Linked DNA regions of Mus musculus: all the other regions are linked to region 7. A link is a loop called in an ENCODE intact Hi-C map of the cell type or tissue named here. Cell type or tissue: left cerebral cortex. All regions are shown on one strand. Region 1 overlaps Gucy2g (guanylate cyclase 2g). Region 2 has its middle 47 kb from the start of Gm41866. Region 3 has its middle 14 kb from the start of Gm41867. Region 4 overlaps Gm31301 (a long non-coding RNA gene). Region 5 has its middle 23 kb from the start of Gm41867. Region 6 overlaps Gm41865 (a long non-coding RNA gene). Region 7 holds the start of Adra2a (adrenergic receptor, alpha 2a).

Region 1 (4,000 bases), 1.2 Mb after region 7:
CCAAAGGTATTTAACATCAGGCCCACCCTGAGAAGGGAGGGGGGGACACAGTCTTACTCATCCACTTTCCACCATGACAATAAATGTCTCAAAATCATGGACTACCTCTTTTCATCAGGATCTACTGTGGGGAGCCATGGAGAAAGCTTTCACCTATAGACCCACCATCTAATCTTCCATAGAAGGCCTCTCTATGTTCCCAGCCACAACCAAGGCAAGCTCAAGCCTGCTGCTGCCATCAAGCCAAGAACTCCCACCATGGGACCACTCCTCCCTCTTTCCCCCTCCCCCAAGCCCTGGGCTAGATCCAGCCCACTCCACTCTCAGCTCTTCTGCAGCTCCCAACAGTGCCTAGGTGTCCAAGAGCCTGAGAACCAAACGGCCCCTGGCCTCATTGCAGGCCTGGGACCCCCAGACTGAGCTTCCCCACCCCCAAACCCTGGAGCAGTGTCCTGGGGCTTCCCAATGGCCTAGCACCCACCCAGTGACAGTGGTGGGTAAGGGTGGTCTAACTTCCTGCATCCTGCCTCCCCGAGCAGCTGAGCCCTGTGGCAGAGCAGACATGGGACACATAACCCTACACTCTTCCATCTCCTTCTCACTCTGGGGGACCATGTCTATATGGCCCCTTTGTGTAACACTGTACAGGCCATATCTGCTATCTCCCACTTAGCCTGGATCATACCAACAAAAATGAGATCCACAAATCTAAAGGTAGCAGCTTTGAGCTTCCCAGGATCTGAAAGACATACACTCAGTACTGGCCACTGCCTCCTTTCAAACATCTTTTCTGCGAGATTAAAATAATGGGCTGGGCGTGGTGGCGAACGCCTTTAATCCCAGCATTTGGGAGGCAGAGGCAGGTGGATTTCTAAATTCGAGGCCAGCCTGGTCTACAGAGTGAGTTCCAGGACAGCCAGGGCTACACAGAGAAACCCTGTCTCGAAAAAAACCAGAGAGAGAGAGAGAGAGAGAGAGAGAGAGAGAGAGAGAGATTAAAATAATGGGCAAAGAACGGATATTCATAGCAATGCAGTGCGAGTGTGGAGGACAGAGGAAACCTCAGTTGTCATTCCTTAGCCACTGTGCACCTTGGTGTTTGAGGCAGACTCTCTCACTGGCCTGTGAATGAAGATGCTTGGCCGTCAGATCCCAGCACTCTGCCTCACTCTGCCTCCGTGGGGCTGAGAATTTAGCACCACGAAGCCCTGCTTATTCCTACATGGATTCTGATGATCAAATTCAAGTCTTTCAGTTTGCGAGGCAATCACTTTACTGACTGAGTCATCTGCAGCCGCCACCCAGTGACTCCGGACAAGCGTGCACATTTGTGGCTAATCAAGACCCTTCCGGAGAAGATGGACAGAAATCAAGCATCGGGGTTCTGCCATGGATTGAGACGAGCTGAGAGGTGGTCTGTCCTCAGCCTGGAGACAGCAGATGGGGAGTCTGTGCATCACAGCCCAGGGCACCTCGGCTCACCTTGTATACATCATGGCTCTGTATCGTGTGGTCAAACAAGCTGTACAGGTCGTTGAGGAGCTTCACCACTTGCAGGGGGGAGCTGAGGGAACACAGCTTTGTGAACCCCACGATGTCAGAGAAGAAGATGGTGACAGACTCAAAGTGTTCCGGTTCTACAGACTTTCCGGCTATTAGCTGTTCTCCCACGAAGCTGAAATCAGAGAAAGGGTAGATGGGTCTTAACAAACTCATGCTTGTTTCCGCTTCCAAGGCTCTTGGCAGAGCCGACCCTCTGCAGCCCCTTCGGCTTTGGTGAGCTAGGTTTTTACTTATTAAATTTGCCATATAGAGGGACTTAATGACACGCATTTATTCACTTGGTGTTTTCTCTACAGAGATTTTTAAGTGGTGGCTGTAATCCGCAGGAAAGGGTGGAAATCGGGGACAGGTCACAGCCCATAGGTTGAGAACTACTGCTCTAGAAAGGTATGGGCCATTAATCTCAGCACTCAGGAGACAGAGGCAGGTGGATCTCTGTGAGTTCAAAGACAAACTTGTCAACACAGTCAGCTCCAGGGCAGCCATGGTTACATATTGAGACCCTATCTCAAAATAAAGAAAATAAATAAATATTCCCCTCTTCCACTCTTCTGGTGACATGCAAATGCACAAACATTTCAAAAGTAAATGCTTCCATCTGGAGGTCAGAGGATGCATAGGTGGAAAGAGAAACAACGTTGAAGCTTTTTTTTTTTTTTTTTTTAGTTGATGCCACAGGCACATTCTGAGCTAGACAAAGGAGACATGAAGCTAGCCTGCCATCTAGTGGCTATATCCTGTTACTGCATTCACCACTTTCCACATAAACCACACTTGAATTTTCTGTGGTTTGTTTGCCTGTGTTTTCATTAATAAGGTGAATCGACTTGCCAACTTTTGCACATACATACGTACATACACACATACATACATATACATACATACGTACGCATATGCATATATATGTATGTATATATATATATATATATATATATATATATATCCCTTCCTCAGTCCCTCCCTCCATCTCTCTCCCCCTCCCCCCCCCCTTCTCTCCCTGCTTGGCCCCCTTTTACAAAGCTTGATATCCTCTTAGAAAAAGAACAATGGAAATATGTTGCGTTAATTTTTTTTATATAAACCCATTGCACATTATCGCGGGTTACAATGTGCATTGCTATTGATATGCGGGTGAGGGCAGGCAAAGATAAGGCTAGAAGCCTCTGATTGGGCAGTGGGAAAAGAAGGCGGGCTGAGAGTTTTAGAGATGAGACAGAGAGGGACAGAAGAACAGAGAAGATCACAGGTAGCTATGAATGTCATAGGAAAGATGGATTAATATACAGGACAATTTGTCCAGTCTAGGTTGGCTCTCAGTTCATTGTGTGGGCATTTCGTGGGTTGAGAATTTACTGATATAAATCTGACTGATAAATTACAAGCCTCTAGAGTTTTACTGGGTTACAGGGATTTATGACAGCTAGCCACAGTGGTTGGATGACAGAAAACTGTGCAAACTGCGGGAATGAACCGCGGGAATGGAGCCGGAGAGTAGCAGGCGATAGCAAGGATTGCTTATTTTTTAATTATTACACACAACAGAAATATTTTTCCTGCTCAGAGACACTAAGACAGGGCAGCTTATCATCCTCGGGTTGTTTTTGGCCTGCCCAACACTGCTCCTAAATACCTTGGCAACATGGTAGACAGGAGTTTCTCCACCTTTCTTTTCTCTGCCACCAACTCGCGGGTCCGCTCCTCTACCACTTCCTCCAGGTGATTGGCGTACGTTTCCAGCTTCCCCATCATGCTATCCAGGATGCTCACGTGGCTTTAAAAGAACGCACGTGTTAGCGTGCTCTCCCAGGAACCATCGGACCACAGTGAACACACAACTCCTAAATACCTATCCCACAGAGACATTTCTTGCCTTAGTTAGGGTGTGCTACTGAGGACTGCCCGTGGCAGTAGCGAGTCCCCGGCCCTGAGCTGAAGCGGCGCCCTTGGTTCCTCTGGGCCTCAGTTTACTCCTCTGAAAAATGTACCTTGTGTGCGGTTTTCTTAGGATTTCTGGGCGCGAACGTGTATAAACTGCCTAGGGGTGAGTCTGGCGGCCAGCAGACATTCAACAGTGGACTTGGATGACTCGTCTTCACTTCCCAGCATGCTCCTTGCCATGGTCACAACGAAGCCAAAAGGTACAGACTGCAAACTGGGACATTTCTCAGACTGCCCAGCATGGATCTGCGGGACTGCATTCCAGAAATGCCCCCCATGAAGTTGCTTATGCTGCTCACCTTTTAGATGAGAAGACTAAGACTCAGGTAGGAAATACGTTTGTCTTAATGTTGGGATCATATTGTCTGAGTAAAAAGTCAAGGACATATCTACCAATCCAAGATACATTATGTTAGTTGGCAAAGTATACATATATTGAAACATTATATTTTTATACCATTAGTACCGATATTTCATGTACATTAAGATAATATAAAAA
Region 2 (4,000 bases), 200 kb after region 7:
CCTTTCCCTTTCCCTTTCCCCTTCCCTTCCCCTTCCCTTCCCCTTCCCCTTCCCCTCCCCCTCCCCTTCCCTTCCCCTTCCCCTTCCCCTTCCCCTCCCCCTCCCCTTCCTCTTCCCCTTCCCCTTCCCCTTCCCCTTTCCCTTTCCCTTCCCCTTCCCCTTCCCCTTTCCCTTCCCTTTCCCTTCCCTTTCCCTTCCCCTCCCCTCCCCTCCCTTCCCCTTCCTTCCTTCCTTCCTTCCTTCCTTCCTTCCTTCCTTCCTTCCTTCCTTCCTTCCTTGTTCGTTCGTTCTTTCTTTCTTTCTTTCTTTCTTTCTTTCTTTCTTTCTTTCTTTCTTCCTTTCTTTCTTTCTTTGGAGAATTTTCTGTTTCTTCCTAGCCCACTTTTTATCTTATATTTATTTTTTACTTTCTCTTCTTTAATCAACCTGTATGTTTCCAAAGATAGCTGATTATTTAATTTAATCACCATTCAAGGAAAGAAAACCATGTCCTGGTACTTGTTCCAACACAGAGCATATAGTGAGCAGTTAAAATCAGAAATGGCATTTAAGCCTAAAGGGGTGTCTAAATTGCCTCTAAGTTGCGAGCCTCAAACTTAATGGGTTAAACAGACTTTCCAGAAAATACACACAAATGTAACTAGACCTGTTAAATGTTAGTGCTCTTCCCAGTTCACTGAACCAAAATGACCACATGAGTTTTGTTGAGCTAACTGATCATAACTAGGCAATTGTTATTAAATTAGCTAGGCCAGTGCAATAATACAGTGGTTTTAAAAAAGTTTTATTTAATACACACACAAAAGGCCAGTAAGGTAGGGTATTTTTGTTGTTGTTTTATTTTGTCTAGTGCATTTTTAAATGATTTGTTTACTTGCTTAATGATTAGTTTGAGGGAAGTCTTAGGGTTTCCATTGCTGTGAAGAGACACTATGACCAAGGCAGCTCTTATAAAGGACAACATTTAACTGGGGCTAACTTATAGGTTCTGAGGTTCAGTCCATTATCATAAAGGTGGGAACATGGCAGCATCCAGGCAGCCATGGCACTGGAGAAGGAGCTGAGAGTTCTACATCTTGTTCCCGAGGGAAACAGGAGAAGAAGGGCATCCTCCGGCAGCTAGGAAGAAGCTCTCCCAAAGCCCACTCCTGCAGTGACACTATCTCCAAAAAGTCCACACCTACTCTAACAAGGCTACACCTTCTAATAGTGCCACTCCTGGGGGGTTAGGGAGGTGGGGAGAGGGTAAGCATATTCAAACAACCACAGGGAGTGTATCTATATATTATAGATAGATGTGATTTTTCTGTCAGATGAATAGATGGCAAAGATATTCTCTGATTCTGTGGGTTACCGCCTCACTGGTTTGATGGTTTCTTTTTCTGTACAGGAGATTTTAGTTCCACAAGACCCCATTTGTCAAATGCTGGTTTCGTTCTTTCTCTGACTAGGGCTCTATCATGGAAGTCCTTATCAGTGTCTGTAATTTGGATGCATTTCCTATAATTTTGCCTAGCAGTTTCAGGGCTATGTTGAGGTCCTTGATCCATTTGGAGTTGAGATTGTATAGAACAAGAGATAAAGATCTAGTTTCATATTTTTTCCATGTTGAAATTCTGTCTTTTTCTTTTTTTATTTCAGAAAAGACAAGGCTGGGAGGTAGGGTCTGTGGGGACCTGGGGTGGAGAAGAATAATGGATTTACTGCAATCCGTTGTATGCATGTGTGAAATTTTCAAAGAATAATTGTTTAAAACCTGCCAACTACTACTCCCTTCAGCAGCTTGAGACACAAACACCAGTCACAGTAAATTATTTTGCCTTGGTAGCAAACATTTCCCTGAGAAGGTTTTATACTGGTGATTACTAACAACCTCAAAGTTTTTTTTTTAATGTGCAAATTTATGAATATATAGGTGCTTTAATAATTTGAGTGCTTTATGCTTTCTAAATAATTAGGGATGTAGGAGAATGTTTAGTTTGGATATATGAATTTTATATACATATATACATATAGGTTTGGTGCTTCCAGTTACTTCTACAGCATTATTTTAAAAATTTCTGATAAAATTCCTATCAACTGCAATAAAACAGAAGTTTCAATTCTTAGACACTAAAAATAGATCTACCATGTGACTTAGTTATGTCACTCCCGGGCATAGTCTCAAAAAACTCCACATTCCCCTGCAGAGACACTTACACATCCATGTTTATTGCAGCTGTCTTCACAGTAGCAAGGAAATGAAAATATGCAACTTCTTTTTAATGGCATTAATCTCTTTAACGGTGATGGCCAAGGGTGGAAGAGGTGGCTCAGTAGTTAAGAACACTTGCTGCTCTTGCAAGAGGAACCAGGTTCAGTTCCCAACACCTGCACCCTGCAGCTAGCTCACTACAGCCGGAATCTCCAGCTCCAGGGGCCTGGGTCAGACCCAATTCAGACGCCCTCTTCTGGTCTCTGCAGGCATTGGGAATGCACGTGGTTCACAAACAAGCAGGCACTGGCTCAAAATAAAAACAAGTAACCATGTCAGCCAATTTGTCTGCAACCTTGTTTCCTACGAGGTTTTAAATGTATTCATGTTCCTTTTTTGCCCACACACAGTTTTCAAGTTCTCTGGGTCTCACTTTAAACCCAGCTGGACCCAACCAGCAATAATCATGTCAAAGGTTAAATGCTCTGCCGTCTTTAAAGTCCTTCACCAAATTAATTAATTTGTTTGCTTTTTAATTCATCCAACCTTGCTCAAACTTTCAGGCAATGTGTAGGCCATCGAGAAATTCTTTGTTGTCTGTAACACGGCTGGCCTTTGGTTAATCTCTAATCCTTATCAGCATGGTCTGCTTTATTTGCACTTCGATCAGCACCTGGCCTTCATTCCCCACAGCATCAGTGAGTGGGGCTTTTGATAGGAGCCACACTTCCAATTTCTTTGAAGTTCTTCTCATGGGCCAGTTCCAAAGACAGAAAAACCACACTATCATGTCTAATCAGAGCAATGATGACCCTCTTCTAACAACAATTTTATTTATTAGTTAATTCTGTATTACTGTGGCCATAATACCTCAAATATTCCACTTAGAAGGAAGATATGTTTTGGCTCACCGTTCTTTTGGAGCAATTTCTGTTCATCATAGCAGAGACAGTATGAGGCAGGGGGCACACTCCACTTGTGTGGCCAGGGAGAGTAGTGTCATGGTTGTGGGCTAAAGCCTTCAATGCCCATCCCCAATGACCCAATTCTACCAGCTAGTCTGCATTTGCAGAATCCAGAGCCTCCCCAAATAGTGCTACCAGATGGGAGCAGTCATTGAAAGCATGCGTCTGTGGGGTCGTTTTGGTTTCAAAGCATAGCAGTGGTCAATGGAAGAAATGAATAGATGCTTGTCAAAGGGAAACTTGCCCAGCAGGTCCCTCCTTACTCATGGGGGTGAGTCCTTACATCCACCTCCACCAGACCTTGCTAATCTACTTTTTGTGCTTGTTGAGTGGATGCAAGGCTGTGGCCAACAGCGTTAGTCAGCCTGCCTACGAGATAACAGCCCACAGCGCTGTGGGTCCTTTGGAGTGTAGGACCAATGGCTTCATTAGTCATGGGTGTTTGTTTCAGAAGCTGATTTGTTTCTGCAGAACAACTGAGAGTTTACTATGTGCCAAGCACTGTTCTGACTACTCTAGTTACAACTGGTTATTGAAATTTTCTTGTGTTTTTACTGGGCAAAGTCTACACTTGATCTTAGCCAAAAGGCCGAGAAGTGATGATGAGATGAAGTCTAATGTTACTCTTCATTATATAGATGAAGTGGAAAGATTTGTCCCAATTGATATGTTTTTATATCTGGAAGGCTTAAGCCTTGAAATAATATTTTTATGGTGACTTATGTCTTAAAACCTTTGGCCGAACTACAAAACCAAACCAAAAAACAAACAATAAAAATGCTGTAAGCTGGAAAGTCTACGACATTTCCATGCAACAAAGATGGTGAGCTGCTTGTCACAT
Region 3 (4,000 bases), 730 kb after region 7:
CAAATGGCTAACTGGATACCTAAACATCTCTTGCAGGACCAGACTTGGATAGTCATCAAATTTGTAGGACTGCAGTACGGTGCATCAAAAGCCATTTTGGGTCTGTCTAACATATACTTACTTGATAAATCATTTTTCAGTATCTTGTAGAGTAAGACCTACTCTACCTTATAACTATCCATGCCCCCCTTTCCCCTTCCCTTCCTTCTCCTTTCTCTTCCCTTCCTTTTCCCTTTCCTTCCCCCTTCCCTCCTGTTCCCTTCCCTTCCTTTTCCCTTCCCTTCCCTTCCTTTTCCCTTCCCTTCCCTTCATTTCCATCCCTTTCCCTTCCCTCCTGTTCCCTTCCCTTCCTTCTCCTTTCTCTTCTCTTCCTTTCCCCTTCCCTTCCTTCCTTTCCCCTTCCCTTCCTTCCTTTCCCGTTCCCTTCCTTTCTTTCCCCTTCCCTTCCTTTCTTTCCCCTTCCCTTCCCTTTCCTCTACTTCCCTTCCTTTTCCCTTCCCTTTTCTTTCCCCTCCTTTTCCCTTCTCTTGCTTTTCCCTTCCCTTCCTTTCTTTTTCCCTTTCCTTCCCTTCCCTCTACTCCCCTTTCTGTCCCTTCCTTTTCCCTCCCCTCTCCTTCCTTTCCTTTTCCTTTACCTTCTATTCCTTTCTTTTCCTTCTCTTCCTTTGCTTTTCCCTTCCCTTCCCTTCCCTCCCCTCCCCTTCCCTATCTCCCCTTTCCTTCCCTCCTCTTCCCTTTCTATTCCTTCTCTTCTCTTCCCTTTCCATTGCATTGTTTTCCTTTCCATTCCATTGCTTTCCTTTCCATTCCTTTCCTTTTTCCACATGACCAAAAGACCCCACTATCCTGAATATGGTGGCACACGGCATTAATCCCTGCACTAGAGAGTCAGAAGCAAAATGATCTCTGGGAGTTCAAGGGCAGCCAAGGCTTCACACTGAGATCCCATCTCAACAGTGACAAATCCTTGTGGAATTTATTTTGATACTTATTAAATTTAAATTACTAGTGATCTTCAAATTTTGAAACTTTTCATCTAGTAAATATTACTTTCATTTAAAAATATTTTTGTCTTTTCACTTTTAAATGTTGTCCTTCATATGAAGTAAGGGTGTCTGATTGTTCTGTGTGTGTCTCTGTGTGTGTGTGTGTGTGTGTGTGTGTGTGTGTGTGTGTGTGTTTGATTAAGATACTTATAGATGCTTCTTATTTTAGTGACCATGGTACATGAATTCTTTAACATGATGATTTTATACAGTAAAGAGATTTCTACACAATTATTCTATAACCAACTGGCATTTGCACCTACATGCTTTCTAAAATCATTTTCTTTCATTATTTCCAAAGGACAATTGGCAATCCTCTTCATGCTATGTTGACTTTTGAATTTCTCTTTCTATAGTAGTGGAATTCTATATATCAATTTTGATTGTGTCTGAAAGAGGGGACTTTTTTTAAAGAGCTGTTTGAGGTTCATCGCAAAGCTGAATAGAAAGTAAAAATAATGTCTGCGTGCATCATTTCTCTCCCCTCAGACCCCTGCTTCCTGAGTCAGTATTACGCATGTGGAAGAATCAGAGAACCAAGACAGCCTAGCCATATCATCAACCAAGGTCCAAGTTCTACACGAGCTCTCACTGCTTTTCAATTTTGCAAGTATTCAAAAATATGTGCTAGGCTACCAAAACTACAATACATTGCAGAATAGTCTTCTTGCCCTCTGGGCTCTTCTGAGCCTCCTATTGAACCCTCAGTCCTCATCTTAGGATCCAGAGTTCTGCCTTTTCAGAATGCCATGTTTTTGGAATCATCCAGGACATAGCAGCTTCTGTCCCTGAAGTTTGCCTTCAGGCCTCTGCGTGTCTTTTCCTAGCTTGTTAGCTCCATTCTTTTGATTGCCAAGTAATATTCCAAAATGAATAAAACAAGGTTGTTTATTCACCAGTTGATTGATTCTAAGTCTGAGTGATTGTGAGTAAAATCTTGAATCATTTGTGTAGGTTTTCTAGAAATAAATTTTTAACTCATTTCAGTAGATATTGGGGATGTGGTTTTACTGTTGTGAACAGTCTCCATGACCTTAGCTACTCTTATAAGGACAATATTTAACTGGACCTGGTTTACAGGCTCTGAAGTTCAGTCTATTATCATCAAGGCAGGAACATGGCTGCATAGAGGCAAGCATGCTACAGAAGGAACTGAGAGTTCTATGTCTTCATCTGATGGCTGCTAGCAGAATACTGACTTCCAGGTAGTTAGGATGAGGGTCTTAAAGTCCACGCCCACAGTGACACACCTGTTCCAACAAGGCCACACCTCCAAACAGTGCCACTCCCTGGGCTAGCATCTTCAAACCATGACATGAATTGGTGGATTATATAGGTAAATTGTGTTTTTCAAAAAATAAGATACTGTGAAAGTATCTTCCAAAATGAGTGTACTATTTTGGATTCCAGGAAAAACTGAGTGGCAGTTTCTGACTCCCACATTCTTTCCTACATTGTCAGTGCTTTGGATCACAGCCATTCTAAGAGGAGTATTAATTTCCACTTCTCTAGTGATATATGATGGTGAATATCTTTTATTCTGCTCATCAAAGGGTCATATATTATCTCAGATGAGGTGTTTGTTCAGATATTTTGTCCATTTTTAATTGCATGATTCATTTTTCTATTGTTTTGTTTTTGAATAGTCTTTCATTAATTATCTCCACAAATATTTTTCTCCTCCACCCTTTAGATAGATATGACATCAAAGGTACCTTCTTACTATTCCAACATAGTGGGAGCTATAGGCTCAAAACAAATGGCTTTCCAAGTGCAAGGGCAAGTGGGTCCTAGTTTACCCATTAATCCTCATGTTTAAGGGACATTTATTCTCAACTACATGTTTTATTAAATCATTTTTCTTCTCACAACTATTAATGTGTGCATCAGCCAAGGTTTTCCCAAAAGAATATTAGAAAGCTGTATCAGGAACTTATGATGAAATCTGTGGTGTCTTCCAGCATGAATCTAGGGACACAAGCGCTCTCAGGTCAGAGCCAGGGAGGTGGACTCGGTAGCACTAAGTCCAGGGTAGAAAGCCCAAGAATCAGAGATCAGCTGGTGATGTCTTAGCATTTGAAGTCCAGGGCCCTGAATCTCTGATATCTAAGGGCATGAGAAGGTTGATGTCCCTCCAAAAAAGAACAAACTTGCTTTTCTATGGTTCTTTGTGTTATAGTGCCCTCAACTGCGGAGGTGACACACTTCCATATTGGCGAAGGCAGACTTTCTTTATCTTGCCTGTGTATTTAATGTCAGCCTCTCCTGGCAACACCCTCCTAGACACACCAAAACATTATCTTTATCAATTCTCTGGGTACCTTTTAACCTAGTCAAATTGACACCTAAAATGAATCCTCACCTGTGGCCGCCCTGGTTCCTCAGGTCTCGCTATTAAAATGTTTCTGCACTTCTAGAAGAAAACCCAATGGTATTCACTTAATGGACCATGAGATACAAATCAGCAGTATGTGCCCAGTCATGTCCTATGGTCCAAGGCTCCTGTAGCAGGTTAAACATGCAAGTTGAACAGAAGAAATGACTCTATAGTGTTTTGTAACAGTCCTCATAGTGTGAACTCAGCACTTCCTTTGCCACCTAAAAATAATCTGATTTGTAAAATATTCATGTCCTGCTCATTGATATTAATTTCCACTTCAGTTACCCATCGCTTCTTGTTTTTCTTATATAAGCCCTTTCCTCACAGTGAGTTTATTTGTCACTTTTTCTGTTTTAGAGGCAGCACAGCAATGAAGACTACTTGCTGTTCTAGTGAACACAGGTTGGTTCTCCAGCTCCAGTGGCTCCAAGGCCCTCTCCTGGCCTCCACAGACACCCACCCTCATGTGCACATACCTACACACATACACCCACACACATACTATTAAAAATTAAAAAATCTTATTTTATGAGGATGAGAATTCAACTTAGAGTTTGGGTTTAGAGATATTTTG
Region 4 (4,000 bases), 490 kb after region 7:
ATTCTTCCAGAGGACCCAGGTTCAGTTCCCAGTACTCACATGGTGGCTTATAACCATCTGTGACTCCAGTTCCAAGGGATCCTCTCTCTCTCTCTCTCTTTTTTAATTAGGTATTTTCCTCGTTTACATTTTCAATGCTATCCCAAAGGTCCCCCATACCCACCCACCCCCACTCCCCTACCCACCCACTCCCCCTTTTTGGCCCTGGCGTTCCCCTGTACTGGGGCATATAAAGTTTGCAAGTCCAATGGGCCTCTCTTTCCAGTGATGGCCGACTAGGCCATCTTTTGATACATATGCAGCTAAAGACAAGAGCTCCCGGGTACTGGTTAGTTCATATTGTTGTTCCACCTATAGGGTTGCAGTTCCCTTTAGCTCCTTGGGTAATTTCTCTAGCTCCTCCATTGGGGGCCGTGTGACCCATCCAATAGCTGACTGTGATCATCCATTTCTGTGTTTGCTAGGCCCCGGCATAGTCTCACAAGAGAGAGCTATATCTGGGTCCTTTCAGCGAAATCTTGCTAGTGTATGCAATGGTGTCAGCATTTGGAAGCTGATTATGGGATGGATCCCTGCATATGGCAATCACTAGATGGTCCATCCTTTCTTAGAAATGGGAACAAAACACCCATAGAAGGAGTTACAGAGACAAAATTTGGAGCTGTGATGAAAGGATGGACCATCTCTCTCTCTCTCTCTCTCTCTCTCTCTCTCTCTCTCTCTCTCTGTGTGTGGATGTGTGTGTGTGTGTGTATCTATGTCATGTATATATGTATGATCTCTTGGAACTATTTTCTGTGTTTTTTAATCTATAAGCATATATTTTCTTCACGTTGAACTTGACTAAGCAAGTTATACATTTTTGGATTATTTGAATCACAAGTGTAGGGAATATATAGGAATTTTACAAATTCTGATACCACCCAAACATTACAGATACCCTTGTTAATTAATATTTATCAATTATTAATTCTATTAAGAATGATTATGCATTATTAATAAATATATGCTTGTAGATGGAATACCAGCTTTTATGTTGTGAGCATCCAGATAAGTAGCAGAGTTCCCCTGGACCTTCTTGTTACAGTTTTCCATGAAACTTGTTATTTAGCTGCCCCAGCATTTCTCACACTGGTGCTGTGTCAGTATGTATTTGTGTTAGTATTCTGCATGAGGCCGCGAGTTCTACTGGAGAAGAAAAGCTTCCCATGAAGCCCAGTGGTCTCCATCTTGCAGTAGGTATTCAGTCAGTAGGGGCTTATTCAACAGTATTAGATTCTTTATTAGTAGCTGTTGAAATTCTGGGAGAGAGGCACCATACTATGCATGCCTTTGTGTGTCCTTCTCAGCTTGTAGATTATTTGAGTCATTGTAAAGGATTTATAAAATGTTGGTTGAATGAGTAGTTATTGTTCCTAATCAAGGCATTTAGTTGCACTCACTATAAGAGTAAAGCATTTCCCAGCATACCCTACCTCTGTGCCCTGGATTCTGAGCATGAGGAAGTCTTCTTCCTGCTACCTCCTGGTACATCTGAATGTCCATGCTCACCTCTACCCCAGCAACCCTCAGCTCTATGTAATTCATTGCCAAAAGATTGGTGACTGTGAAGGTGGGCTTTGAAGCCTGCCGAACTTGGATCTGATTGCATTTCTTGCTGTGCAGCTAAGTCCAGTATTTGATCTCCTTGACTTTGTTCTAGGACTTTGGAAATGTTGGATCCAATTTTCACAAAACCTCTACCTCATCCTGAGTGGCATGGCTCTTAGGAAGCTGTGTAAGTACTGCTATGAGTCCTTTGCATCAGCCACTTAGTGACAGAAGAACTCATATCCATTCCATCCATAGCCAGGAGGGGAAGTCTAGTGCCACCTACTGCAAGCAAGACAAACTGTCTTCTTTATATAAGAAAATAAACATAGTCTATGATGGCAGTAATAAGGTGTGCATGTGTGTGTGTGTGTGTGTGTGTGTGTGTGTGTGTGTGTGTGTGTAGCATATGTATACTGTTTACACCTATATGTCACTGTATTCCTTTGAGAAAAGGTCCCTCACTCAATTCGAGGCTTACTGTTTTAGCATGACTATCTGGCCAGCAAGCCCTAGAAGTCTTCTTGTCTCTTCCCCCACCATCACTGGAGTTACACATGATACACAGACATACCCACCTTTACAGAAGGGTGCTGGGGTTAATGTCAGCTGTTTGTGCTTGAGTAGCAACCGTTCTTACTAACTGAGCCATCTCACCATCTCTGACAGATACAGTTGAAACTCTAATCAACTTTATTATGAACTTTTGGTGCATAGAGAACTATTCACTTCATTTATTTTAATTTAGGACAGAGCTCTCACAAGCATGAGTGAATCAGCAGATGTTGAATCAATCAATTACAACATCAGTGATAAAAGTGCTTAAAAACTAGGGCCATAGCTTCTTCCATATTTAATATATTGCTTTGGAAAATTCCATGTCCAGAAAAAAGGACTGACTGCTTGTGGAGTAGGATGGGGCAGGTCAGACTGGGGAAGTGCTTGGTGTCTCAACAGCCACCCATCTAGGGATGTGGTTTTAGGCCAGCGTTATTTTACTCGACGTTGGAATCAAGACAACCCACATTCAAATTCAAGCCTTGGCACTTAGAATCTGCGTAATTCTGGATAAATTGCACAATTCCCTGAGTCTTATATCCTTTATTTGTAAAGTAGAAAAATTATAAATACTAAAATACCAGGTTTATAAGGTTGATGCAAATAGATTGTTTAGTTCATGTGGTGGTTGACCTTGGTGTTCAAGTTGATGTGAGTTACAAGCACCATGACAACAAATCTCTGGCCATATCTGTGAGGGATTATTTAGATGAAGTTAATTGAGGTAGGAAGACCTCTACCCTTAGTGTGGGTGGTTCCATTCCATGGGCTGGAGTCCCAGACTGAATATAAAGGAGACAATGAGCTAGGCACAAGCATTCATTACTCTGCTCCTTGCCTGTGGATGCAGTGTGACCAGCTGCTTCACCTCCTACCTTCCCAGCTATGATGGACTGTGCCCTAAGCTATACAGCAGAATAAATGCCTCCTTTATTGAGTTGGTTTTGTCAGGAATTTTCCTGGGGAGCATGGGAATCAACTGAGAAGCATTGCTGGATAAATGGAAGTAACTCATAATTGAGGTGCTTTGGAGTGCCCACTTCCATATGAAACAGCTATCAAAGTGCCACTTTGATAGGATTTTCTCCATAAAGATGCAAAGGCACAGCTCAGGACAACCAGTATCTACACATCTATGTATAGAATGACTTATCTAGTCTCTAATAGAGCTGTAGGAAATGAAAGGGAAGATAGAAATGTCAGGAAGGACAGGGGAAGTGACGTTTGCTCTGGGACTTGAAGAATGAAGAGAAGTACAACCAAGATGAACAAGGAGGAATCAGAGCAAGAGAGAGACCTCAGAGGCCTCTAAGTAAAAGATGTTTGCAAGGGATATAGAATTGCCTGACGCAGGGCAAGTTATGGAATGTTAGATGGGATGAGGTTCAGTGCATACAAGGTCCTGAAAGAAGACACAGTGACTCAAGTCTAGCTGGCAAAGACAAGATTAGGGACAGATAATCTTCAGTAAGGGTCTTTAAGCAGGTATTGGGTGTTTTTGTCTTTCTACTGTCTATAGATTACATTTCTGTCAGTTTGACACAAGCTTGAGTCAAGAAAGAGGAAATCTTAACTGAGAAAATTCCCTCATCACATGGACCTGTATGGAAACCTGTGGGGCATTTTTTTTATTGATAATTGATGTGGGAGGGTCCACTGTAGGTGTTGCTGCTCCTGGCCAGGTAGTCCTAGATTGTATAAGAAATAAGACTGAGCACACCATGGAGAGCAAGCCAGTAATCAGCACTCCCCCACAGCCTCCGCTTCAGCTCCTTCCTCCAGACTCTTGCCTTGAGTTCCTGCCCTGAAAACATCTCAGGGATGAACAGTGATAGAAAATTTTAAGTGATGT
Region 5 (4,000 bases), 740 kb after region 7:
CCCACCAAGTTCTCCTATGTTCTCATGTTGAAGGCTTTTCAGATACATCTGCCAAATACTAAAGCAAACCCCACCCTGGCCAATGGTGAATTCTTCTAGAGACTGTGTTAATACCCAGGTTTTGTTCCGTATTTATTGAGGATCTACTACAACATGCCAGACACTTTGGCTTGAGGACCATCCATGCCTCAGACTCGAGAGTCTCCCCAGGCAGTTGCTGTTGGCTTTTATATCTTGCGTCCTAAATGCCAAGTTTCCAGGTGCCATAGAGCAGGCTGCTTTATTTAGACAGCAAACAAAACTTTTGCTTAGAGGTTTTGAAAATAATGCAATCTATTTTTCCTTCCTCCCAGCTATTTTCCATTCTTATGTAAGGTTTTCTCTGCAAAGCCCTAGCCAGAAATCAGAAAAGCAGCAGGCAGCTTACATCTAATACACTCAGAAAGAAGAGGCCATAGCTCCATGCCAAGGAGCTCTGGACTTGCCAGTTGACTTTGGACTTGCTAGATGCTTTATCCCAAGAACTTTTCAGCAAAACTAGGAACTCAGGTGAATGCAGGATCTGCCACACCAGTGAATGGTTTGGCAGAGGCCTAAGCCAAAGACTGAGCTGAGTGCTCGGAGACGGGACGCTATTGGCTCATGCCTTTTAGAGGAGAGGATGTTTGTGTCAAGGAGAGCTGATGTCAGCTGTCACCTTTTCCCTCAGCTCTTCCTTCCTGAGTCTCTCCTTTGGTGGGCCATTTTCTTCTCAAAGCAAATAACACATGGCTTTTATTTGAATAGATGTGGCTTGGAGGGTCCTGACTAGTGGAGGAAGACATGCAATCTCCAGGAGGCAACATCCAGACCAGCCTGGTTTTCTCTGCAGGGAACTGTATCAGTTTCTACTCTCACTGTTATGACCAACTATCTGACATCAGGCAACTTAGGTAGGAAGGATTTATTTAGGTTTATAGTCCGTGGAGGAGTACAGATCTTATTGGAAAGAAAAGCAAGACCACAAACACTCACGCGCTGGTCACATCGTATCCACAGTCTAGAATCAGAACCTACAGGGTGTGAGGGCCAGGCTAACAAACAAGACCAGGTGCAGTTGCCCTATTCTTCCCCGAGGGCTCTACCTCATCAAGGTTCTACAGCCTTATAAAACAGCACCACCAACTGGGGGTCAAGTGCTCAAACTTGGGAACCTTTGGAGGAGAGTTGATGTTCAAACCACAATGGATACAGAGTCAGAACAAGCTGGAATTTTCTCCACCCTTGCTGACAGTTTATCTCCTATATGGCCCTTGTCCAGCTTCACATAAACACAGGATGCCACGGAGGTGAGATTTAATGTACCCATTTGAACCGCTAACAGTTTTGCCTGTAAGTCCAACTTCTGGCGATAGATACAAATCCCTTTGTTTAATTGAGTAATATATTTTAATAATTGTTCTTTTCTGAGGCTTGAAACACCCAGTGTAATAGTTTTAATTCAATATAAAGTGTCTCTTGATACTTTTATGAATCTTTCAATACAAATGAGACTACAATTAGCATAAATAGCTGGAGAATACACAGTTAGCTTAATCCTTCATATAGTGCCAACTTGAATATTAATCACTTCAACTGAAATAAGAATGGATAAATGGCAGCCTTTGATACTGAAGTATGTTTTCAAATTGAAGTAATTTTCTTCCTTCACTTATTGGTAAGGAACTAGAAAACCTTAGCTACATTTGTCTGCTGAAGAGAAAAAAGAAGTGCATATTCTCAAATTTGGGTCTATCACAAAGTATTCAGTCTTTAATAGGAGCTACCTATAACCGAATATTTGAGAGAGATGACCCTCATCTGTATAGCAGGCATCAGATAAGCAGTGGTGGGGGTGAGTAAACTGTTTAAAAATAATCAAAGGTGGGACTGGAGACATAGCTCAGCTCTTAGAAGCTTATACTGCTCTTATAGATAATCAGAGTTCAATTCCCAGCACCTACACTAGATAGCTCACAAGTGTCCACAGCTTTTGCTTTAGGGGGATCTAGTGCCCTCTCCTGGAGTGCATGAGTTTCTGCACTCGAATGCACATGTGCAAGCAGACATGTTCACATACACATGATTCAAAACAAACAATAATAATCAAAGGTATTGCAAGAACTGGTTACTGTTATTGGTAACCACCAACATCTTGAGATGCTTGGCTCCTAGAAGGCTCCAGTACAACTATGGTGACACTGTAGAGCCTATGACAACGTGAAATGGGCCCCAGACCTTACTGCAGTGGTTAGCCTGTCTTCTTGTGTCTCTATTGTTCACCAGTGCATAGAGCATCATTATTGCTTTAAAAAAAAACACCTGTTTCCTTCCCTTCTCATCCATACCAATAACCACATCCCATCAGGATCTTTTCCCTTTGAGTCTCGTTGCCATGGCTCCTCTCCAGGCATCCATTCCATGGTGTCCACACTTCATTGCACTATGCTCCATTTGGGGCACAAGAGCCTGACCTAGAAGGAAGGTTGAGTGTTTGAATGACACAGCTACAGGCTTGAGTCTGAAGAACTCATTGAGCTGTGTGAACTCAGACAAGTATCCCGTGTCTTAGAGCCCTTTTCTACTAATTTGCGACATAAGGATAATAATACTCACCTGAGGAAGTTACTGTAAGACTTGAACAGAATAACATACATAAGACCCAAGCTAAATACCTTATAATTAGCTGCTCATGAATGCCAATTCAGTTCAGAAGAATAGATCCCAAGCTGTCGGCGCTTAGGGTTCCAATTTTGTTTTCCTAGGAGCCATTTCTCTCCTATACTCAACTCATTTGTGTGATCCTTAACAGAGCTGGGACTGAAGCTTCAGTGTTTGTGGTCAATGATGGCTGTTCCTTGCTACTAAAGAGCAGCCACCTTCTTCAACCACTCCTGAATCCTCTCTTTTCTTCCCATGCCTCCTCTGCTGCTTTCTATGATCTCTCACGGTTTCTCTGTGCTCCCCTCTTTCCCTGTAAAGGACTCTCACCCAAAATGAGATCACTGAATACCCTCATCTAAATACCAGCTTGTGGGCAACCCTAATCTCTCTTCAGCCTCAGCGTCTCTTCTTCATACGGTCTAATTTATTCCCATTGCAAAGATTGGGACCTGGATGTCTTTGAGGCTTGTATTCTGCCTATCACAGTTTCTGCTTTCTTCTCTTCTGCTTTAAGCAATATCACCAAATGCCCTTCTCTGTCAACTTTATTTTAATAAATATCATGTCCATTAAAGGGAGCCAATCTCTGAAGCCTTAGGAAAAGGTAAAGATAAAACTTCATTCTATGTATCAGTAGAATACAATAAGTATAACAAAAATGTCCATCTGTTTATCAATGCAATATAACAGGCACAACACATTTTCACCCTAGAAACTTTCACATAATCCAGACATATAAAACGTAACATTGATATATAAATCAAAAACATTTATGTGAAATTTGATCATAAAGAAATTTATTTCTAAAATAATTCTCTCTATTCATACAATCTTACCAATTTTGGAAGACGAAGCAATTCTTCCATACTAATGAAATGGATAAGCATGTTTAGTTTTACATAAAGAATGAAGTACTGGCTGAATATTTGATGGCATATGATGCAAGACATCTTCAACATCTTTCAGAGTTGATCAATGTTTTGATTTTATAATCATCAGTGTTGAGAACACTTCTTCATATAAATATGTAGTACAAAATGGCAGAAAAATGATTGGGCCATTTCAGAAATGACAGAAAATTCTTTTCTAATACCAAGCCAAAATTCAAAAGTGGTTTATTTTATTATGACACTCAAATCAGCAACTTCCACCACAACTTTTTAAAAATCAAACATTCGAGCATAATACTCTCTAATCACATAGTAATGTGATACATGTTGAAGAATGTTGGCAGGAAAACATCAAAAGTCTCTATTTTTGCAGTTGAAGGATTAGCTTCTATAGGAGTAAAAACATTGTATATACTACAGTAAAAGCC
Region 6 (4,000 bases), 130 kb after region 7:
TGTCTACTATTCCTTTTGGACTCCCTCTCCCATGGTTTCTTCTGCTTCAGTAATTTGGTCAGCTGTTTTTATTACTCAGGAGGCTGAATGTCCTACTGAATTGATGTTTCAGGAAGTGTGATAATTCTGGTTCACAGATCTGTCTCCAATGTCTGGCATCCACTCCCAATGAACATCAGCTCCCTGGCTCAGCGGCTCCATTAGGTAAGACTCTCCTTCACATAAACAAGAGAAATCAAAACACTGGGAGCACCACGCTCTAATTTGAGAATGAAGGGGGAAGGCTGTTGTCTTTTGTGAGTGTTGAGTTTAAAGGTTTCAGGAATGGTAGACCCAGAGCGCAAGTGATGATTCATCAAGGCTCTGCTTTCTCTATCTCTTGGCTCTGCCTCTCTTACATGCTGCCTTTGTTCTCAGGCACATCTTACCCATTTGAAAGAAAATATGGCCTCTGGCAGAACCAAGCCAGCATGGCCAAGTTCATAATCCAAAAGGAAGAAAGACTGACTACTTACCGTATCCTATTTCTGTCTTAGTTCTCAGGTGAAATTAGGATCTGCTGTGTTGGGTGCCAATATTTTCCTGGATTCAGTCACACTGAGGGATAAAGAAACGTATGCCCAGCTTGCTGTTATTCCCTTCTTGGACTCAAGAAGTCAGGCTGAGGAGTAGCATATTCTATGCCTAGCTCGACTAGAGCTGATTCCTACTGCAAATGCATTTCACATGAAAAGAGGGGTTGATGCTGCTGCTGCTGCTGCTGCTGCTGCTGATGGAGGGTGCTCTGCAGACAGAAGCAAGGCTGTCCACCCCAGTGGCCGAGCATGCTTTTCTCTTGGCCTACAGAGTAGTGTTATGGGTTTTGTTTACACATCCTCCTACCATTGTGAAGTTATTTAATTGTTTTAGCTGTATAATTGTCTAAATTGGCCGATGCTCTTCATTCAGAGGCTCCATAAGTAGTGTGTGTGCTCTCTCTTTCCCCTCCCCATTCCTTGCTAGTCCCCAACCCTACTCCTGCGTGAGTCACCACTAACATTTTTCCAGGACTGTACTGCTTTGAAGAGATAATTCCTTACTTGAGAAGGAAGAGGATGAAAACAATTAACCAAATACCTGGGGCCAGCATGTATCCATCTGGGCCTCCTTGGAGGATTCTGTGTTCTGTAGGAGGGTAATCTGGTTAGAGATAATTGAGGAAAGCCAACGGCATGAGATGGCTCTTGGTTTTTCTGAAAAGGGCACTCCCCATCTCTACCAGCCTGGAACATTCTGTGAGAGAAAGCATGGCAAATGTACTTTGGGAATACCTACATTCTTAGGCTCAGTAACCAATGACACAGACCTTGGGTAGGGAAAGGAAAAGAGAAGAAGAAAGCATTGTTGCTGGTGCAGGCTGGTCAATCTACTCGGAGATACCTGAAGTAAAGGCAACTTGCATCCGTAGCAAATGAGAAGCTGTACGTTCCACGTCTAAGCTGTGCTTTGGGTTAGAAAATGGGAAAATGAGGATTATAAGAATCTAGAGCAGCCTGAGACAGCTCCATGAAGGTGTTTGCACAGCAGTGCAAGAAGCATGGGAAAAGAAAGAAAGAAAAACATGGAACAAACCATATCTCAGAGGAGAAATTGGATGTGTGTTGGAGGCATGCTGGAAGGCACGCTGGTGGGAGTGTGAGAGGCACAGATCTGGGAGTGCTGGGTGACAAAGAGTCTATAGTGGGCTGGCTGCCACTGAGGGGCTCTCTAGTCACCTCTAGGCCAGGCAAGAGTTGTCCATATGGCTGGGAAGGTTCTAACAGTGTTCTCTCCTTGAATGCTGCCCCCGACAGGTCTCTCAACAGCAGCCTTTGGTTTCTGGACAACTCCAGAAGCTGTAAAAAAAACTTCTTCCTTTCTTGAACAAAAACCTGCTTCCTCCTAACACCCACTGATACGTTCCAGTTTTCTTGATGGAACAAATCTTGTTATTTTGGATGGTGAAGTGGCGCTGCCAGGGCGTGCTATCGTTGGCATCTAAGGCAGCTTTGGCATGCGCCTCCTAACTCCTCACTCCACAAAGGCACGTTCAGTGTTCTGACCTCTGTGGCCCTCTCTGGAGGAAAGAGCTCCTTGTACCCCAGATTCCAGCCTCCTGAAGGTTTCTGCTTGCCAGTTATCTCCTTTCTCATCTTTAACATCTTCTCGACTGGCTCAATGCACTCAGTCTCTAAATATATTTGAGTATTTCTATCCTCACAACAAAAATAAAACTCTCCACAGTGTCCCCGGCCCACTCCTCTGGCTTTTTCTTCCTTTTCGCAGCCAACTTGTGAAAAGATTGTATCTCTTCTCTCTTCCAGCTCCTCACCTTCCAGGCTCTCTTCGATCACCTCAAATCGCTTCTCCATCACCTGATCCATGGAGTGAAAAGCTGGCTGGGGAGAGGATGCCTGAGGTCTTCCGGTCATTATGCTGTTTAGACACATTCTAAGTCCATTCTTGCATGGTCATTTGACACCATGGGTCTCTCCTTAGAAAAATATTTTCTCCTCTGGGCTTTTCCTGACACATAGTCTTCTGGGTGTATTTCATATTTTCCTATTAATCATCAATGGCTTTGATGATACATGTTCCAATGCATCAAGTACTGGGCTCATTTGAAATTCTTTCCCTAGATCCCCTTTTAGCTGGACTATGACCACATGCCCTTGATCACTGCCTATATTGGATGACAAATTACCTGAATTCTATACATTCACAATTAAATTTGATGTACTTCCTCTTAACACTGGTTGATGGTCTGGTGTACCTAGCTTAATATTCAACAGTAACATCTTACATATTGTTTATCCAGAAAAAAATCCAGGCCTATTTAGACATCTGCTTCTTTCTTCTTCACATAAATTTCATTTTCTGTATTCACATCTTGCTTATTCTAGGGCCTAAATGCTCCTTGAGGCTACCATTTCATCTTTAACTGTCCCTTTTAGCCTATTTTATCATCCCCTACATTCCTTGTACTGGGGACAGCAGTTTCTTTTTAAGAGGCAAAAGTGCTGTTAGCCTTCCCTCCGTATTTTAAGTCCTCCAGTGGCCTGCTTACATTGTGTTCAGTGATTTGAGGTAGAAGCAGGCTGGTTTGTGGGTAGGAGATTGTAATCAAGAGGCGGAGTTTAGTTCATGGAGGCTGTGTGAAGGGACACAAGGAATCCCGGGGTTGACAGTGGATGTAGTTAAAGGCATCAACGGGGATCATCAGCCTGGAAGAGCAATAATACTGAGATATGGCAGAAGCATAGTCAGAATATTGTGAGAACTCCCGAGTGCCTGGGCTACAGCAGCTGCCGACCTAGCACCAAGGACAGCTCCAGAGTTTCTGTTTCCTGTAGTAGCAATAGCCCCTTTTGCTGTGAAATAGTCTCAGGCTTGATTTATCTGTTTGGGTTCTTTGATAGGACAGATGAAATGCGGGGGTGGGGTGGGATGGGGGATAGGGGGGTATGGGAGGAGAGTGGTAAAGCATGACCATGTTTACAATAGGTGTCTCAGAACCTAGTCCGGTTTGAGAGAAGGCCACTCTGTATTCCGAGTTAGTGGTTTGGGGCTTCTGCAAAGGATCCTGGGAAAAGAGTGCTTCAGTCTCTTCTTTGTGGTTCCTCGTACTAGAGGAATCTGATGAGACTGGCTTAGGGCTTCAACAGTTTTGAAGGCTGGACATTTGATTAAAGCCTTGATGTGGCTCTTGCTTTGTTTCTACCAATGGCAGAGCCCCTTCTTCCTCTTCGCTCCAGAATGTGTGTCAGCTCTGTCCCGGTGCCACACTGAGTTCTCTTTCTGGCACATTTATGAGATGGTGTTGATGAGGAATTCTCAGCAGAGGCCTGATGCTCACTCCTCAGAGTCCTCTCAGGGACCTTGCAGTCTGGGGGACTTCAGGAAAGGAAATGGGGAAAATCACTGAAATGCGCTGCTCTTCACTTCTGCTCTTCTCAGGAAGTTGTGGTGAGCTCTCTGTTCA
Region 7 (4,000 bases):
ACCCCACTCTAATACTAGTAAACTGGTATTCTCAAGGAGTCTGACCCAGAAATATTTTGTGACGTTGCAGGTAGAGCCCAGGGCCTCATGAAAACTAGACATCTCTGCCTTGAGAAATGTGATTTGTAAGCATCCCTCTTCAGGGATGCTCAAGGATTAAAAGATGAGCCCAGCATATGTGAGTGGGTAGGCCTGAAGAGCAATTTATTCAAGCTAATACTGATACCCAGGAGAGGAAGGGGTTCTCATCTCTTCATGCTCTATAGCAGAGAGAGAGCATGAAAAATGTTCAGTCTCCCATAGAGTGCTGTAGCAGAAGCCGATCGAGGTACACGTCGTACCTCGTTATGTGCTCTGCTGTATTAGTCACAGTTGGAGGAGAAAGTGGGATAGAGGGGCTCTTCCCAGCACCCTTTCTTCCTCCCAAAAGGATCAAAGTCGTTATGTAACAGGATGACTTGTGACCGCCATGCCTGTATTTCCCGTGTATGGTCCTGCTCAGCCTATGCAGTGGTAATGAGGACTGAAGCCAAGGCTTTGTCCATGCTGGGTAGGCACTCTGCTCTGAGCTACATCTGTCTTTAGTCTCTGGATGGGCCTTTGCCAGTGTCCAGAAGACAGAGCCTCCCAGTTGCTGGGGGGTGGTGGAAAATTTCTTGGGCTTACATTCAAGAAACATGGTCCAATAAATGGCTGGCAATGTATACTTAACCTTGCTGACCTTATATTTCCCCAATTATATAAGCAAAAGCTTAGACAAAGTAATGTATAGCTTATAAACTGCTTAGCACTGTGGCTGACCTATGTTCAGTGCTAAGAAGTGGTATTTTGCTATTTATTTTTTTCCTAATAGCTATAGACCTTCATGGGTAAGTCCAGAGGCAAATCTCCCTCAGGCCATCAATGACAACATCCAATGTATGCTCTGCCTCAGCTCCCGTGAGGTCAGTGGTACCATTCTAAAACTGCATATCTGAGATTCAGGGCTGCAGTTCTCAACTTGAGCTCATTCTTCGTAGCTTTCATTGGCTTTTCAAAAATCTTCACATAATTCAGTCCCTGCTCACCACTTTCAGTCACCTTTGCAAATGAACACACTGGCAATGGCCCTGCTCCTGCCAAGAGGCTCGGAGCAGAGGGTTAAGACAGGGAATAAGAGTCTCAACAGAGAGGGGACAGACAGCCATCTTGGTTTTCTTGAGACTCTGAGGACTTCTTACCATGATGCGTGGGAGCAGAGGCTGTCCACCAGGGAAGGGTTGCAGGGTAAAGGTGCTGAATTCAAATGAGACATCTGAGATGTACTCACTCGCACCATCAAATACTGAGCGAGTAGTCGGGGTTGAGACTGATGGTCAGGGTCATTCATGTAGCCCGCGGTCCTCAGCCAGACCCGAGCCTGCACGTTGATGTCCAGGGAGACATCGGCTCAGATCTGCTCGGACCTTGGACCCTGGCTTGGATGACTGAGTGTGACATTTAGGTGTAGTGATCTCTGAAGTATGACAGATGCTTTCTTAGGTCTCGTGTGTACCCTGTTGACATTCTGTGCTCTCTGGTTCTCCGTGATCTTCCTGCTGCTCGTCTGAAGAAAGAGTTCGGATGGCACAGTGTATCTGGTGCGACAGATACTCCTGCCTGAGTGCTTAGAAACCTTGCCATCTACTGCCAAGCTCCTACCTTTCTCACCAGAGAGAGAACATAGAAAACACCCTTTCTTTCTTGGCTAGCACCCTGCCCTCACCGACAGATGCTGTGCAGATGTGTGTACTTATCTGTGTATTGGGGGTGTAGGAGAAAAGGCCATGTAAGTGGGGATAGAGTCTAATAAGATGTTTTTCTTTCACGTTTAATTGTACAGATGTGTAAGATACTGTATGTTAATTCAATATTACACACAGTATGTAATGACCAAGTCAGGATAGTTAACTTTTCTATTTCCATAATCAGAAACCCCTTTTTGACAAACACATAATAATCCTATACATTTGTGGAGTTCAGTGTAATACTTTAATTCGTGCACACAGTAGGTACTGATTAAAACAGCGTAAGGCTTACATCTACCTATAATGTCATGGCGCTCTTCATAAAGTAGCTGTGCCTCAACTAATGCTTAACGGTTCCCAGTAGTTTAAAGCCAGGCAAGCAGAGAGGAAGATCCAGGACTCTCACATCTGTAGAAGGTTCCGAGCCTTACTCTCATCAGAGGTAGATCTATACAACCTGAAGATTTCTGCATCATGACATAGTGCAGTTTGAAATCTGTCCGTGTCCCCTCCCCCCCCCCCACCCCCGCCGCCCCAGCTTAGTCCAAACTTGCCCCCAAGATAGGAGAAAAATGGAGGAAAGGACTCCAGAGGAGCCTGGAGCCCTTAAGTCGCTTTCCAGCCGTGACGACCAGCGGCCAGCAGGTGTCAGTGCGCTCTCGTTCTGTCATGGCTCAGGGCCTACCCCTCCAGGACCCTTCCCCACCGCCTTTCAAAGGGGCGCAGTGCAGAGTCCAGGCCTTGAGAGTCCCGGCAGCTGCTAGGATAGGAGGCCTTCTCTTCCCTAAGTATGGATAACTCCGGCCTGGTCTGCTCTCGTGGATGCTGGTCCATTCCGCTCCAGTGGTTCCTTAGGAACCCGCACACGCTTACCTCTCCGGGATCCCTTTCATCCCAGTCACCAGAAGCACCTGCGCTTGACCTGGGGCGGGGCTGCTCGCCAGCGACTCTTATGCCACTCTGCATCTCCTAATTCGGGTCCCAGCACCCTGGCACCCTCTTCTGCTAAAACCCAGCTAGATCGGTGTACCGCTGGGCGCCTGCTACTGTCTCCTGGGCCAGCTAGTAGCCGAACGGCCAACTCCCAGCAGGGGCCGCTCCCCACTCCTTAGGCTCTCTCTTATTGCCCCTCGCTCCCTGTACCCGTCTTTCCAAAAGCCGGGTCCCAGAGGCAGCGCTCTCCCGGGTCCGACTCGGGTGCGGGCTCTAGACCTAAGGAGGGGAGGCGCGAGGGGCGGAGGAGGGTCGACTTCCCACGTGGGGGCTGACGCCGGCTGCTCGGCAACGCCGGCTTCATCCTGGGGCTATAAAACCAGTCCAGCGTAGAGCGGCGGAGCAGCCTCGGCTCCCGCTTCCGTGCAGACGCCCAGCAGCCGGCGCACACCGCCCAGCCACCCAGCGCCTCCAGCTCCAAGTCCTGCGGTCCTGCGAAAACTCACGCGGCCCTCCGACCCCCGCCGGGTCTGTGGCGCTCAGCGCCCACCCAGATCGCGGCTAGCAGCCACCCTTGGCTCCGCCGCGGCTCCTGGAGAGCCGGTCGCTCACCTAGCTTGGCCCTGAGGACCGAGGTGGTGGTGGTGGGGGTGCGGCTTCATGCGGCCCCCACACCCTTCACCCCACCGCCGCCGCCCCCGAGCTCTGTGTACAGAGTCCCAGCCCCAGCAGAGCGCACAACTTTGGAAGTCCCGTGGGGCTCCTAGAGGAGGCAGAGTCCGCGCCTTCGCCGGAGGTCCGGCCCAGCCCTCGCCACCCCGCCTGGAGGGTAGCGACGGAGTTGGAAATCTCTTCGAGGGTATAAGAAGACAGACCTAGGACTCCGAGCCCACACCAACACCCCTCCGCTGCCTCTTGGGGTAAGACTTCATGCTTTCGCTCAGCTTAAGAATCAAGGTATAGATGACTAGCTAAATGCATTTGTATAAATTTCTGACATCTTTCCAAATCATCAGGCCACCGATAATTTCTTTTCTCTTTTCTTGAAGAATAAAATCTCTAACCACCAGCTGGCCCTACTCGATCCTGCCGCTTAGAAATAAAACTTGGCTGTGTTTGAGGAGCTGGGAGAGAGAAAGCACCCACCCGGAGCGTCGGAAGGACGAACCGGTGCCAGTTCGCGGGCTCCAGTCCATGGACCACTAGCGGTCCCCAGCTTGGGCCCGAGCTCCCTGCGGCCCTCTTCCTTATGTGAGGCGCGGCGGGACGAACCCCGCACCGGAGGAAGAGGAGGACCCACG

What was found. Peaks named below come from ENCODE experiments on the same cell type or tissue, not always from the same donor. Only the 100,000 strongest peaks of a DNase experiment are listed, where the experiment ranks them.
Region 1: it touches region 7 in a loop (7-fold over the local background); 17 of 42 quality-filtered maps call a loop at or near these places.
Region 2: it touches region 7 in a loop (2.1-fold over the local background); 20 of 42 quality-filtered maps call a loop at or near these places.
Region 3: a loop joins it to region 7, with 2.2 times the contacts of the local background. A loop is called at or near these places in 4 of 42 quality-filtered maps.
Region 4: a loop joins it to region 7, with 9 times the contacts of the local background. A loop is called at or near these places in 13 of 42 quality-filtered maps.
Region 5: a loop joins it to region 7, with 3 times the contacts of the local background. A loop is called at or near these places in 4 of 42 quality-filtered maps.
Region 6: it touches region 7 in a loop (3-fold over the local background); 5 of 42 quality-filtered maps call a loop at or near these places.

What each region holds. Positions count from the first base shown.
Region 1 is chr19:55,204,670-55,208,669 of GRCm38, forward strand. Gucy2g (guanylate cyclase 2g) reads right to left here. Exons shown (of 21, transcript NM_001081076.3): 16 at 3,194-3,334; 17 at 1,483-1,675. Among named protein-coding and RNA genes, the nearest start is that of Mir6715, 14 kb to the left of the region's middle. In left cerebral cortex, a CTCF peak has its summit at 2,291 (motif pointing left); a DNase peak (open chromatin) is centred at 2,289.
Region 2 is chr19:54,246,293-54,250,292 of GRCm38, forward strand. It overlaps the pseudogene Gm52412. Among named protein-coding and RNA genes, the nearest start is that of Gm41866, 47 kb to the left of the region's middle. In left cerebral cortex, a CTCF peak has its summit at 2,450 (motif pointing left); DNase peaks (open chromatin) are centred at 2,213 and 2,402.
Region 3 is chr19:54,772,901-54,776,900 of GRCm38, forward strand. No RefSeq gene overlaps it. Among named protein-coding and RNA genes, the nearest start is that of Gm41867, 14 kb to the left of the region's middle. In left cerebral cortex, no CTCF peak of the experiment used is centred here; no DNase peak of the experiment used is centred here.
Region 4 is chr19:54,532,211-54,536,210 of GRCm38, forward strand. All of the region lies in intron 1 of Gm31301 (a long non-coding RNA gene), which reads left to right. Among named protein-coding and RNA genes, the nearest start is that of Gm31301, 68 kb to the left of the region's middle. In left cerebral cortex, a CTCF peak has its summit at 1,847 (motif pointing left); a DNase peak (open chromatin) is centred at 1,852.
Region 5 is chr19:54,781,894-54,785,893 of GRCm38, forward strand. No RefSeq gene overlaps it. Among named protein-coding and RNA genes, the nearest start is that of Gm41867, 23 kb to the left of the region's middle. In left cerebral cortex, CTCF peaks have their summits at 1,154 and 2,046 (motif pointing left); no DNase peak of the experiment used is centred here.
Region 6 is chr19:54,172,622-54,176,621 of GRCm38, forward strand. It overlaps Gm41865 (a long non-coding RNA gene), which reads left to right. Exons shown (of 3, transcript XR_877925.1): 2 at 138-204; 3 at 2,343-2,496. Among named protein-coding and RNA genes, the nearest start is that of Gm41865, 20 kb to the left of the region's middle. In left cerebral cortex, no CTCF peak of the experiment used is centred here; DNase peaks (open chromatin) are centred at 1,712, 1,973 and 2,239; H3K27ac peaks cover 1,722 bases.
Region 7 is chr19:54,042,159-54,046,158 of GRCm38, forward strand. Adra2a (adrenergic receptor, alpha 2a) reads left to right here and starts at 3,101. Exons shown (of 1, transcript NM_007417.5): 1 at 3,101-4,000. In left cerebral cortex, a CTCF peak has its summit at 2,414 (motif pointing right); DNase peaks (open chromatin) are centred at 2,484, 2,896, 3,028, 3,434 and 1 more place; H3K4me3 peaks cover 1,682 bases; H3K27ac peaks cover 1,569 bases.